2 separate regions of the Homo sapiens genome follow, and region 2 is linked to region 1. The links are chromatin loops, found by intact Hi-C in ENCODE. Cell type or tissue: ascending aorta. All regions are shown on one strand. Each heading gives the region's core, and the rest is flanking DNA. Links, peaks and the distances in the headings are about the cores only. Region 1 overlaps LINC00299 (long intergenic non-protein coding RNA 299). Region 2 overlaps LINC00298 (long intergenic non-protein coding RNA 298).

What was found. Peaks named below come from ENCODE experiments on the same cell type or tissue, not always from the same donor. Only the 100,000 strongest peaks of a DNase experiment are listed, where the experiment ranks them.
Region 2: a loop joins it to region 1, with 17 times the contacts of the local background. A loop is called at or near these places in 1 of 110 quality-filtered maps.

Annotation. Positions count from the first base shown.
Region 1 is chr2:8,247,370-8,252,747 of GRCh38, forward strand. All of the region lies in intron 7 of LINC00299 (long intergenic non-protein coding RNA 299), which reads right to left. Among named protein-coding and RNA genes, the nearest start is that of LINC00299, 78 kb to the right of the region's middle. In ascending aorta, for the core only: no CTCF peak of the experiment used is centred there; DNase peaks (open chromatin) are centred at 772, 1,102 and 1,992; H3K4me3 peaks cover 2,015 bases; H3K27ac peaks cover 3,069 bases.
Region 2 is chr2:7,947,444-7,952,821 of GRCh38, forward strand. All of the region lies in intron 2 of LINC00298 (long intergenic non-protein coding RNA 298), which reads right to left. Among named protein-coding and RNA genes, the nearest start is that of LINC00298, 27 kb to the right of the region's middle. In ascending aorta, for the core only: no CTCF peak of the experiment used is centred there; DNase peaks (open chromatin) are centred at 2,898 and 2,978; H3K27ac peaks cover 2,269 bases.

The sequences.
Region 1 (5,378 bases), core at 99-5,098:
AACAGATTGGACATTGGACTTTAAATTTCAGTGGACTTCAAGTTTCACCCATATCACCCCAGAACTCAGATTTGTTCCCTGCCTTAACCTCTGGGTCCTTAGGAGTCCAGATGAGATCTCCCCTGCCAGCCTGAGTCCCTCAGACTCCCACCAGTGGGCTGGTCCATACTATATACAGCCCCCAGCCCACCCTGCCCTGGGCAAATGCAGGAATCCAGGCAACCACATTCATTGCATTCTGACTCTTCCTCCACTCCAACAGCTAACATGACAGACTCCAAAGCTCAGGGCAAAACTAGAGACTAGGGTATGTGTCTTCATGCTCCTCTGTTTCCAAATATATTCAATGGCACTGTAGCAAGGACATCACCCTGGGCTATGCCAGGATAACACGGCTGGAAGCTCACAGCTGAATGGCCACACTTATACTCTGCTAGTCTTTGTGTGTTGAGACCATCACCTCTAGCTGCACCCAGTTAAAAGTGAGAAGCAAGAGAAAAGTCCAAGTTGTGGAATCAAGTTGTGTTGCACTGGAGCCGGGAGAATTCAGGCTCTTGGCATATAAAGAAGGAGTTAATACAACACACCCAGGCACCGGGCTTCTGCCTCTCCCCTCCTGGAGAAGAGCAGGAGCAGGCCAGGGGCTGGAAGAGACAGCTGGCCCCCTCTCCTGCTGTGCAGGCCAGGCTAGGCAAGCTGAGCAGGCATCGGGAGGGAGGAGTTGCTGAGGACACTTGGGTGACCATCAGCAGCCAGGCCCTGCTGCCCACAGGAATGTTCCCAGAGGAAGCCACGGGCTTCTAGAAGTCTCAGGTCTTCCCTCCCAACACGAGGCCCTCCTTCCCTGTAGCCTCACCCTGTCCTCAAACACTGTGCATTTGGCAACATGTGAGTTGGGTCTTCATCCTCAAAACCCACCCTCGAAACACAACATGCATGTCTATACCTCCACCCTGGGGTCAACACTTGGCCAGCCAGGAGAGGCCTTGACCACACTCCTGGACCCTGTCATCTTTCCTTCCTCCATAGGACAGCACAGAAACTCAATAAATGCCTGTGGAATAAAGCACACATTTTATTTTTGAATCCAGTCTCTGTTCCCCACAGAGCACGTAAGCGTGAAGGCAGGTCTGTCTGCTTCCTTCACGCCCATATCCCAGCACTTACTCAGAGCCTATCAACCAGCCGGAGCTCGAGAAATAGATGATGACAAAGTAAATAAATTCATCTATGGAGATACTAAAGCTTTCCTAGGACTGGCAAAAAGGAAAATCTTCAACACAGCTAATACCCGATTTGCAGATCAACTTCGTGTTATTGTCACTCATAAATGCCCTAGCTGATTTGCATAGCAAAAATAAGATTTCACTGAATGCCACACTCAAATCACTTTGCTCAGAATTACTCAGCAGAGGGCTGGATTTGTAAATGTGTTTAGTTTGGAAGTTCCTGACTTCACAAAAGTTACTTTCAGTTACTAGGAATTTTCCAGTACATTTTCTTTGGCTTTATAAAAAAAGATCTGATCCAATCATGATTTTTCTCTCTAGAATTTCTACATTTAGCTTCAGGATTTATCAATGACATTTTTTCAAAGCAAAAAAAATCTCTTCAGCCAACAGTATATCTGTTTCAGAAGGGAAAGTTGGATTTTTATTTCCCCCTTTTTGAAGCCGTTGGTGCATCTGGGAGAGCTCGCAGTCTTACCAAAAGCTTCTCTGTGGTGGCTTTGGGGAGAACAGCAAATTTGGAATCTCACTTGCCAGTGGTATAGGCATCAGAGTTCTTAGTGGACTTTTGCCAAAGGCCATTAATAAAATACAGTCCAAATGTCCTAATTAGCATGCCCTCGAGTGTGGCCACGTGTAGAACTTGGACTGGCTCTTGGCCACGAGCTGCTGTCGCAAAGCTCAGATCCCTGCTTCAAGCAGGCTATGTCACAGAGAATCCACTGCAGAGAGCCTTCTGGAGATCGGGGCAATGTGCGGAAGGGCACGTCCCTGCCAGCCACCCGTACTCTGGCCAGGACCCGGAGCTGGGCACTGGCCGCACCCGGCTGAGAGGTGATGTCAGATGTTCCTGTCGGGATCTGGCTTCTGGCTAGCAGCAACTCCCGTGTAATGGAAGAGTGGCTTCCCTGCTAAGCTTCAACCCTGAAGCCAATTAACGACTCAAATCCTTCAGGAAGCACTGCTTGGGTTTTACCAGAGACATAAAGGTCTTATCCCATTAATTGGTGCTTAAATAAAAAGAATAAATACTGCAGAATCTAACCTAGAGTTGGTCCCTACCTTTCGCTACCCTGAATGTACTATGACCCTAGAAAACACTTATTTTATAAGTAGTTTTTTAAAATAAAAATAAATACCCTGAAAACTACTCCAGGATAGATTTCTGCATAATGGAATTGTAAAGAAAAGAATAATGATTACTCCCTGTTTTTAGAAAACTAGATTTTTGTAGTTGAACTTCCTTTGCTACTGAAATAGTGGACAGAGTGTCCAAAGATAAATTTACCCAAAGATAAAATTTTGCATCCTTACATGAGATGACCCTGGGACACCCAGCAGTGCTAGGTATTTACATAAGCTGGACCAGATGGATAACTCAATGTACTCCAAACAATACGCCTCTGAGAGCTGGTTTCCTTAACATCGGTTCAGATGGGAATAGCCCTGTATGCACAAAGGGTGGTAGGATTTTTTTCACAGTCCCTCTGTCCTGATATCCAAAATCTGATGTTATTTTCTAACATTTTAGGTTTTGTTCAACCTAGAACCATTATTGATCCCTGCATCCTTGGCACCCGGCACAGAGACTGTTGCTTAGTGGATGAACAACAAATTTTTGCCAAGTGAGTGGTGATCACCATCCCTGAGCTCCCTTAGATATTCTTAGATATTTGTTCAGTAAAATCTGCTTTGAGGCCACTGATATAGTTTGGCTGTGTCCCCAGCCAAATCTCATCTTGAATTGTATCTCCCATTATTCCCGTTGTTGTAGGAGGGACCTGGTGGGAGATAATTGAATCATGGTGGTGGTTCTCCCATACTGTTCTTGTGGTTGTGAATAAGTCTCAACCTGACGGTTTTATAAGGAGAAACCCCTTTTGCTTGGCTCTCATTCCTTTTGCCTGCTGCCATCCATGTAAGATGTGACTTGCTCTTCCTTGCCTTTTGCCATGATTGTGAGGCTTCTCAGCCATATGGAACTGAAAATCCAATTAAACCTCTTTCTTTTGTAAATTGCCCAGTCTCTGGTATGTCTTTATCAGCAGTGTGAGAACAGACTAATACAGCCATGGTGAGGGTCATTGCCAAAGGCAACTTTCCTGAGAGCCTATCATAAGCTGACACAGCTACAGTTGTGGTGTCTCTTGAGTAGCCTGCCCTTTACAAGGACATAGTCTGTCCCTAAAAAAATTATCTGGTGGTGTTCACTTCTGAACAATACCCCAAGAACATATTGCTTGGTGCCCACTCTCCTATTTCGTCCCTCCAACCTCTGCTCCACCCTCCCCAGCCCACAATCAGCTGGAGGTGTCTCCTGCCAGAGGCTCAGCACTCCCTTCCTGAACAGGCACCACTCTCCAAGGCTGACAGCCTCCCCTCAGCCAGGGTGGGTTCTGCCCCATGCAGCTGAGAGTCCAGCAGGGAAGACGAAAGTCACCAAGTAGAGCAAACAAAGTTCAATGCAAGAGGACCAGTAGCCGCTGCTCCCCAAGTCTCCCCAGATACTCTGGACTGTTCCTCAAGGATCCCACACTTGAGCTCTAAGTCCTCGGGTTCTCATCTGGGTCTCCCCAACACAAACACCCAAGGCTCGTGCTTTTTGTTCTAAAATCCTGTGCCACGCACACTCCCAATGACGAGTGCTTCAATAGTGTTGAGGAAATGTTGTGGGGTATTTTCCCATCAGTAGCATTTTTAATAAAAATATTCTAAAAGCTAACTGAAGCCGGGATTGGCCCATGGGCTTGGGACAATCCCCCACCCATTCTGACAAGGGAGCCCAGTAATTCTATGTGCAGAGTCCTCCTCCCAGGAAAGCCCCAAGTACTCGATTCTTTATCAGGAGGTGTCACAAAATGTCACTTAGAGCTAGAGGAACTTGCTCTGTCTCCAAAACTATGTTCATTACTTCCTCTGAACCACCCACCCTGGGGAGCTCAGGTCGGTTTCCCTGTTTCTTTGCAGGCTGTCTGGGCAAGCTTGGTTCCTCTTATCAGCACGGTGACCTTGCCCGCCCATCAGAGAAAACATGGATCACAGTTGGGTTTCCATAATTTTTACCCTATCATAATATAAACGAACTCAGGTCTAGGACACTTGATGCCTGAAAGCCAAAAACTCAAGAGAGGAGCTTTGGTGAAAGGAAAGTTAGCTTCATTCCAGAAGCTGGCAATGCAGGGGAGGCCGTGAACTAGCATTCAAAGACCACCTCTCTGAGATATGCCTCTGGATCAGGGATTTTTAAGGGAAAATTAAGGGAAACATCATCAAAACATTATCGTGAAACGTATGCAGTCTCAGGTGGGAAGTTAATCATTGCTTTCTTGGTCAATGTTTTGAGATCTTCCGCAGGGGCCACCAGCCTATTCTTATCAGGTGCGTCAGCCGATGCCCAGAGCCATTGGTCTGGTATTTTCTTTTATCTCTTTTGAAGGCCCTGTTTTCCCGAGGCTGTTTTCAGTGAATAATCTACACACCCAAACAAAGCAATAATTATATTCAAGCAAGCAGGTTTTTCTCTAACATGGACTAAGTCCCATTGCAAGAGGGCTGCCTGCCTCTAGAGCTGAAGCTCCTATAAAAAGCAGCATGGCGTGGTAGTGACAGCACCAGCTTCAGCTGCAGCAAATCTGGTTTCCAGTTCTGCTGCAACAAGTAGCGCCTATGACTTTTGCCTGGTGACTTCACCCTTCCAAGCCCTATCAGAAAGTACACTGAAAATTATTACAACAAATGAGGATTAAGGACAGTACCATGTGAGTCTAGAATATAATTAGCACTCAACACATAGGAACCATATCTTGAAGCTGGTGAAGTCTTATTTTCATCTCTGTTTTCATAATTTAAAAGGCTTTGTTGGTTGTTGAAATAATTTGGTATGATAACTCATGGGCGTGTTTGTAGTGAGAAAAACATGAGTTTTTGGCATCAAACGGAACACTCCTGGGTTTGTATTAATCTGGCAAGAGCTAGGCTGTGTTTAACGGGTGCTGCAGATACTGGTGCCTGAAGCTTTTTCCCTGGTGTCCTTATTCGTGTCTTCCCCCTTGGCTTTGGGCCTTCCCTCTGTGTTGCTCCCCAAAGAGAGTCTGTGTCTTACAGATCCTTCCTTTTAACCCACTTTATGATGCTGGATGCCACTGGAGT
Region 2 (5,378 bases), core at 176-5,175, 300 kb before region 1:
TATAGTGAAATTCCCCCTTCCAATGTAGAGTTTGTACATTTGGACAGTACAGCACAATAAAGACAGTAGCTCCACCATACTTGGCCCCCCGCCCTTGCAAATAAACCCAAGGACTTTAATAGGTGGATCTGAAACATAAATCCAAAGGCAGCTTTGGAAGAGTGTGCTGAGGCACTTCCCCATCCCGTCCAGCAGTCTCTCAAGGTTTCCAATGAAGGAAGACAAATGGATGACATTAGGAATTCCAGCACGTGTGTCTGCCCAGCCCTGGAGTCACACAGGCCAGGGTCTACACCTGATCCTACCAAATTGCCCAGTGAGTTCTTGGGAAAATCCACTGGAGTTACTAATTCTTAGTTTTCTCTTCTGAAAAACATGATGGGCACAATGATGCATATGACACAGTGCTACTGAGAGCAGTAAATGCAGAGTGAGGTGTTTCACATGTAGAAGGCACGGAGTCAGTGATACCTCTGGCACTCAAGACTTATCCCTGGTGAGTCCAGTGTTTACCAGGGGTGAATTGAATCCTGCATCCTCAAGTCTGGATGCCTCCATTGCATCTGGAAAGGAGGATGAAAGGAAAGAATCCGACCACTCAGACATGGACACGTGACGGAATGAGGGGGAAGAAGAGCTAGCCAGCACATCTGGCCTTTCATGCTTGCACCATTTATCAATCTATTCACATAAAACATGATAAGGTGACTTCATTTTATTTTATCTTTTTCTCTCATTTCAATCTTGGGGCTTTATTGTCCTCTTGCATTTGGTTTTCTTGGTATAATTACTTACTCTTTCTGAACTGCCTGTCCTTTCAAAGTGCTTACTTTGTGCTGTCACAGAAGTACACATTTTTGGCCAAAGTGATGGAATTTGCAGCCAAATGAAAAAGAATATGTGCAATTAATGAAAAAACGGCAATGGACTATAATTTACAGATTATTTGGCAGGAGCTAAAAGAGTGAGACATGGCCCATTTTGTTCTCAGCCCTGGTTCCTGTAAAGTCTTCTTTCCATTTTATGCAAATAATGTAACAGAGAAAGGAAAACTAGGGATTACAAATGTGGGAGAATTTCACAATGCCCTTTCACCCAAAGGGACAAATATTTGATGATCTACAACAAGATCCCGCCATGCCTATTACATGCCCCCAAATGCTACCATATTGAACTAATTCCTCCCTAATTGCTCTGTTGCAAACATAATTTTCCATGTAATTAAAAAGACTTGCACAGCATCTTCAAAGATGTTACACAAACTAAACAATTAACTTGATATTAAGGTAAACTTTCAAGGAATTTGGAGTTTGGGGTCATTTGACACCCACTGAGTTGGATGGAAGAAAGATATACACACTCTTCCAGGGTCTCTGAAAATGATCTTGCCATAAGAAAAATTGTGTATATGGGTTTCTGTGCTCTGATTGTAGGGAATAAGTTAGTGAGAAAAGAAACCATACATCCTATGAAATGAAGGAAAGAGCAAAGATTTATGTAGTCAGAAAGATTTCAGTCTCTGCTTCATTGCTTATAATTTTGTTATTTAGTGCAAATTATTTAACCCAGCTGAGCCTCAATTTCCTTCCTGTTCTATAAAATGAGCCTACTAGGTGTTCATCAAATCTCACATTGGATACATAGACAGGGCCAGATTGTCCAGCACCCTGCAATGCTTGGATTTTATTCTTAGCACACTGGGACACCACTGAACTCATAAGCAGAAAAATAATGTCTCCCCACTACATTCTCAATAGACTGCTGGATTGGTTAAGTATTTCTGATTAAAAACAAAAGGATTTAATTCTGGCTAAATGAAGAAATCTGAAAGGATAAAACCTCTGAAAAACTTGCTCTTAGAAAGGCTCTCCAAGCATCTCAACAGCAGGAAGGAGCTGATCCTCAGCCTCCAATAGTCCCAATTCTTGTCATACTTGCTCAAGATTCCAATTTGGGAGTCAGCATCTGAGTGCTTAGCTTGGATCACACACAAACCCCTTGGCAGAAGTGTGGGGTCAGGGGTGGATCCTCAACATATAGCCCCACCAAGGCTAATGCAATGGAAGAAAAACTGTTCTCAAGGGACGATGATGATGTCTTCACCAAAATCAGGACTTTGATCCTCAAAGGAACTCCAGCTCCACCACAGTTACTGGTTTGGGGGAATCAAGAGTGGAAGAGATGAGATTAGTTGGAAATGGCTGCAGCGACCCAGGCAGGAGCCAAAGGTGGCCTGGACCAGACACAGCAGTGCAGGGAAGGACATAAGGAGAGACCTGAAATCGAGTTTACATGTAGAACCGCAGCACTTGCTGATGGGGTCCGTGTCAGGGTTAAGAAGAGGGGAAGAACGAAGCTTTCAGGTTGAGGATGGCACTCAATGGGCTCGATGATCTGCGATTCATCCTCATCTATCACCAGGACTGCCTTATTAAAGGAAAGAATAGATGCATATGGCATAGAACATGCTGAGCTTAATATATGCATATAGGGAACACAGATATGCACGATGCATATGGGCCATAGCATCTGCAAATCTATTTTAATAAGCACTTTTATTAAGCTTAAAAACAGCCTTCTTATATATTTTTTTAGTTTGATGAACAAATTTTAAATTATTTCTTGACTCAATGGAACATTTTTTAATTTGTACGTATTTTGAGGTCTTCTTTTCTTTCTCTCTCTTTTTTTTTTCTACTTAATGGAGCCCTAATCCAATTTCCCTGGGCACCAGCCCTCTGTGTGCCGCCACCCACCGCCCCGCCCTTGGTAAAGCACATAGCTCAACCGGCAGCGTGAGAAAGAGTGATGGAGGGAGGGAAGGGCACCGTTCATTTCAAGACTAAAAATATCTTCTCAAATTCTAGGATATTGGTTCACTCCTCCTTGAGACTATTAGAATGAGTTTCAAAAGTTCAGAGACTATTTTGGTCGGAAGCCTGAAGTTCTTCGAAATAACAGCGAGCAGCTGCTCCTCTCCGCTCTTTCCAGCTATAAATACAGGGCACTCGGAGACATTTTTGAGTCAGCCACAGAGGGTGTGAGCACTTATTTTCTTTTAAATTTTTCTCCCATTGTGTCATATTTCTCTATAAAGCAGAGGTGGAAAATTAATAGGCCCAGTGGAAATCAAGTTTCTTTTTTTTTCCCTCCCCACGGGAGAAGGAGCCTTATCAGCCTTATTGTTCTGCTTTGGGGAGCTCTGATGTCCCACTGAAAGAGGAAGGTAAAACCTCTCTAAATCACCCTCTGTACTCAGGGGTTCCTCAAGGTTCCCAGGACATCAATATGATAGTGGGGAGAAGCCAGGGCTTTGGGGTCTCTGGTACCTGAAATCTTACCCTGTTTCCCATATCTATCAGCTGGGTAACTCAGAGGCAATCCTAGGTCTTGAAGATCCTTTCTTGGAGGCAATGAAGCTGAGGACGCCACCTCCCAGGGCGGTGATGAGAACGAACGTGGCCACTTATGTGAGAGCATCTCCCGGGCCATGTGACACCTGGTAAGGGTGGAACTGAACACATACTGTGTTCCTTACCCTTTTCTCCATGTATGTGAGAGGTAGTGGAATACACAGGCACGTCTTTGTATACATGTGGGTGCTGTGCCCATCAGGAATGCTGACTGCTCTCTGTTTAGACCTCTTATTATAGCAGGGGGTGCCATAGCTGGACAGAACAGATGCCCTCAGGGAGCCACAGGGCCTGTGAGCAGGTGGACACCATTCACAGGAAGCCCAGCTCTGCTGGCGCAGCGGGCCCAGCCCCCGCCGTGTGGCCTGTACCACATGTGCCTTTGTTCACACTTCAGAGTTGACTCTGGTTGAGCTAACCTGAGTGGCATGGCCTCTGTCCCACTGTAGAGCATCCTTCCTGGTCACCAGCAGTGGCTTGTGCCCAAAAAGACAAGGAAGCCTTCTCTGGAGCTGTTTTTAGGGAAGCCAGGCCTTCATGGGACTGGTGAAAGTCAGTTTATAAAGCTTCTCCTAGGGGCTGCTTCCAAGAGCCTCCAGGTTTCCTGCAAATCCTGCAAGGTGGAGCTACTTCCCTCCCAGGGCAGGGAGAGAGGGCCACCCTGTTCCTCCTTCAGCTCACTGCCAGCAAAGCCACCTGCCATCATGGTCACTGTCCTGGAAATGGCACAACTCCATTTTCTCTTGAAAGACAATATAGCAAAGCTGTTAGGAGCATGGACTCTGAGCCAGAACAACAGGTTGGAAGCATGATTTTGCCATTTATTAGCTGTGTGACCTCAGGAAAGTAGCTTAACCTCTCTGTGCCTCTGTGTCCTCTGTAAATGGCACAATAAGAAGGTCTATCTCATAGGGTTGTTATGGAAATTAAGCAAATGAATGAATGTAAGGTACTTAGGAGAGCGAATAACATAAAGCAAATGTTGGCTATTAGTATGTTTATTTATTTAATTTCAGAGAAAACTGCAGGGACAAATAACCCTGGATTGAAGTTTTTCTTTCTTATCAAGTTGATGTGAGCGTATTTTATTAAGAAAAGCATTATGACAACAAGGGATAATGTAGTAAGGAGAAGGCAGCCCAGCCTCCTTCCTGTTGCCCATTGCCATGGAAATAGTGGACACCGAACTTATTATTCCAAATTACATTTTGCAGAAACAATTGTCTAGGTGGACCTTGGTCAAAGTCAGCTGTGCGGATTCACAAAGCAGGAGATGAGAGTCCTGAACTTTCCAACTCCGTGCACTGCGAAATCACGACCTCGGCCCACACCTCCCACCCCTTCCCTGCTCCCCGCCAGATTTCAGCCCTGCACAGGCTTCTCAGAGGAGCCTCCACTGCTGTGGCTGAGAGCCCTGTGAGGCTCAGCCCTGGTGGGGTGAGGTAGCTAACAGTGACTGCATACTTCCTGGCCACGTTTCTAGGAACAAACAAAAAATGGGGGGAAAAAAAGAAAACAAGAAGGAAAAAATGATATCAAAATGTCAAGAATGCAGTTGTTCAAGGTCTTTGGGCTCTAACCCCAGCGAGAGCCTGGGATCCTCATTTCCTTGGCACCCCTCCTGATGAACCTCCACTGAAGTCAAGCCACTCACACAGCCCAGCGACCCCTCGCTGCCACAAATCCCTGGCTCACAACAGCGCTTTCATTTCTTCTTTTGTTTATTTATCCATCTCTTCCCAGGTCACCACTTCCCAGATGTGGCAATGCAGAGGCAACAAGCTAAGTTATCCATGCAGCCAATAGGGACGTTACACAGACAACGCCACCACGGTGTGGGTGGGTGACCCCGGGGATGCACAGTCACTTAGCATTTACAAGATACTACAATAGCTAAAAACAGCCACTGAAATCATGAGAAACAGCTGAATTTTGTTCATAGTCAATATTCAAAGTAAAAGTATG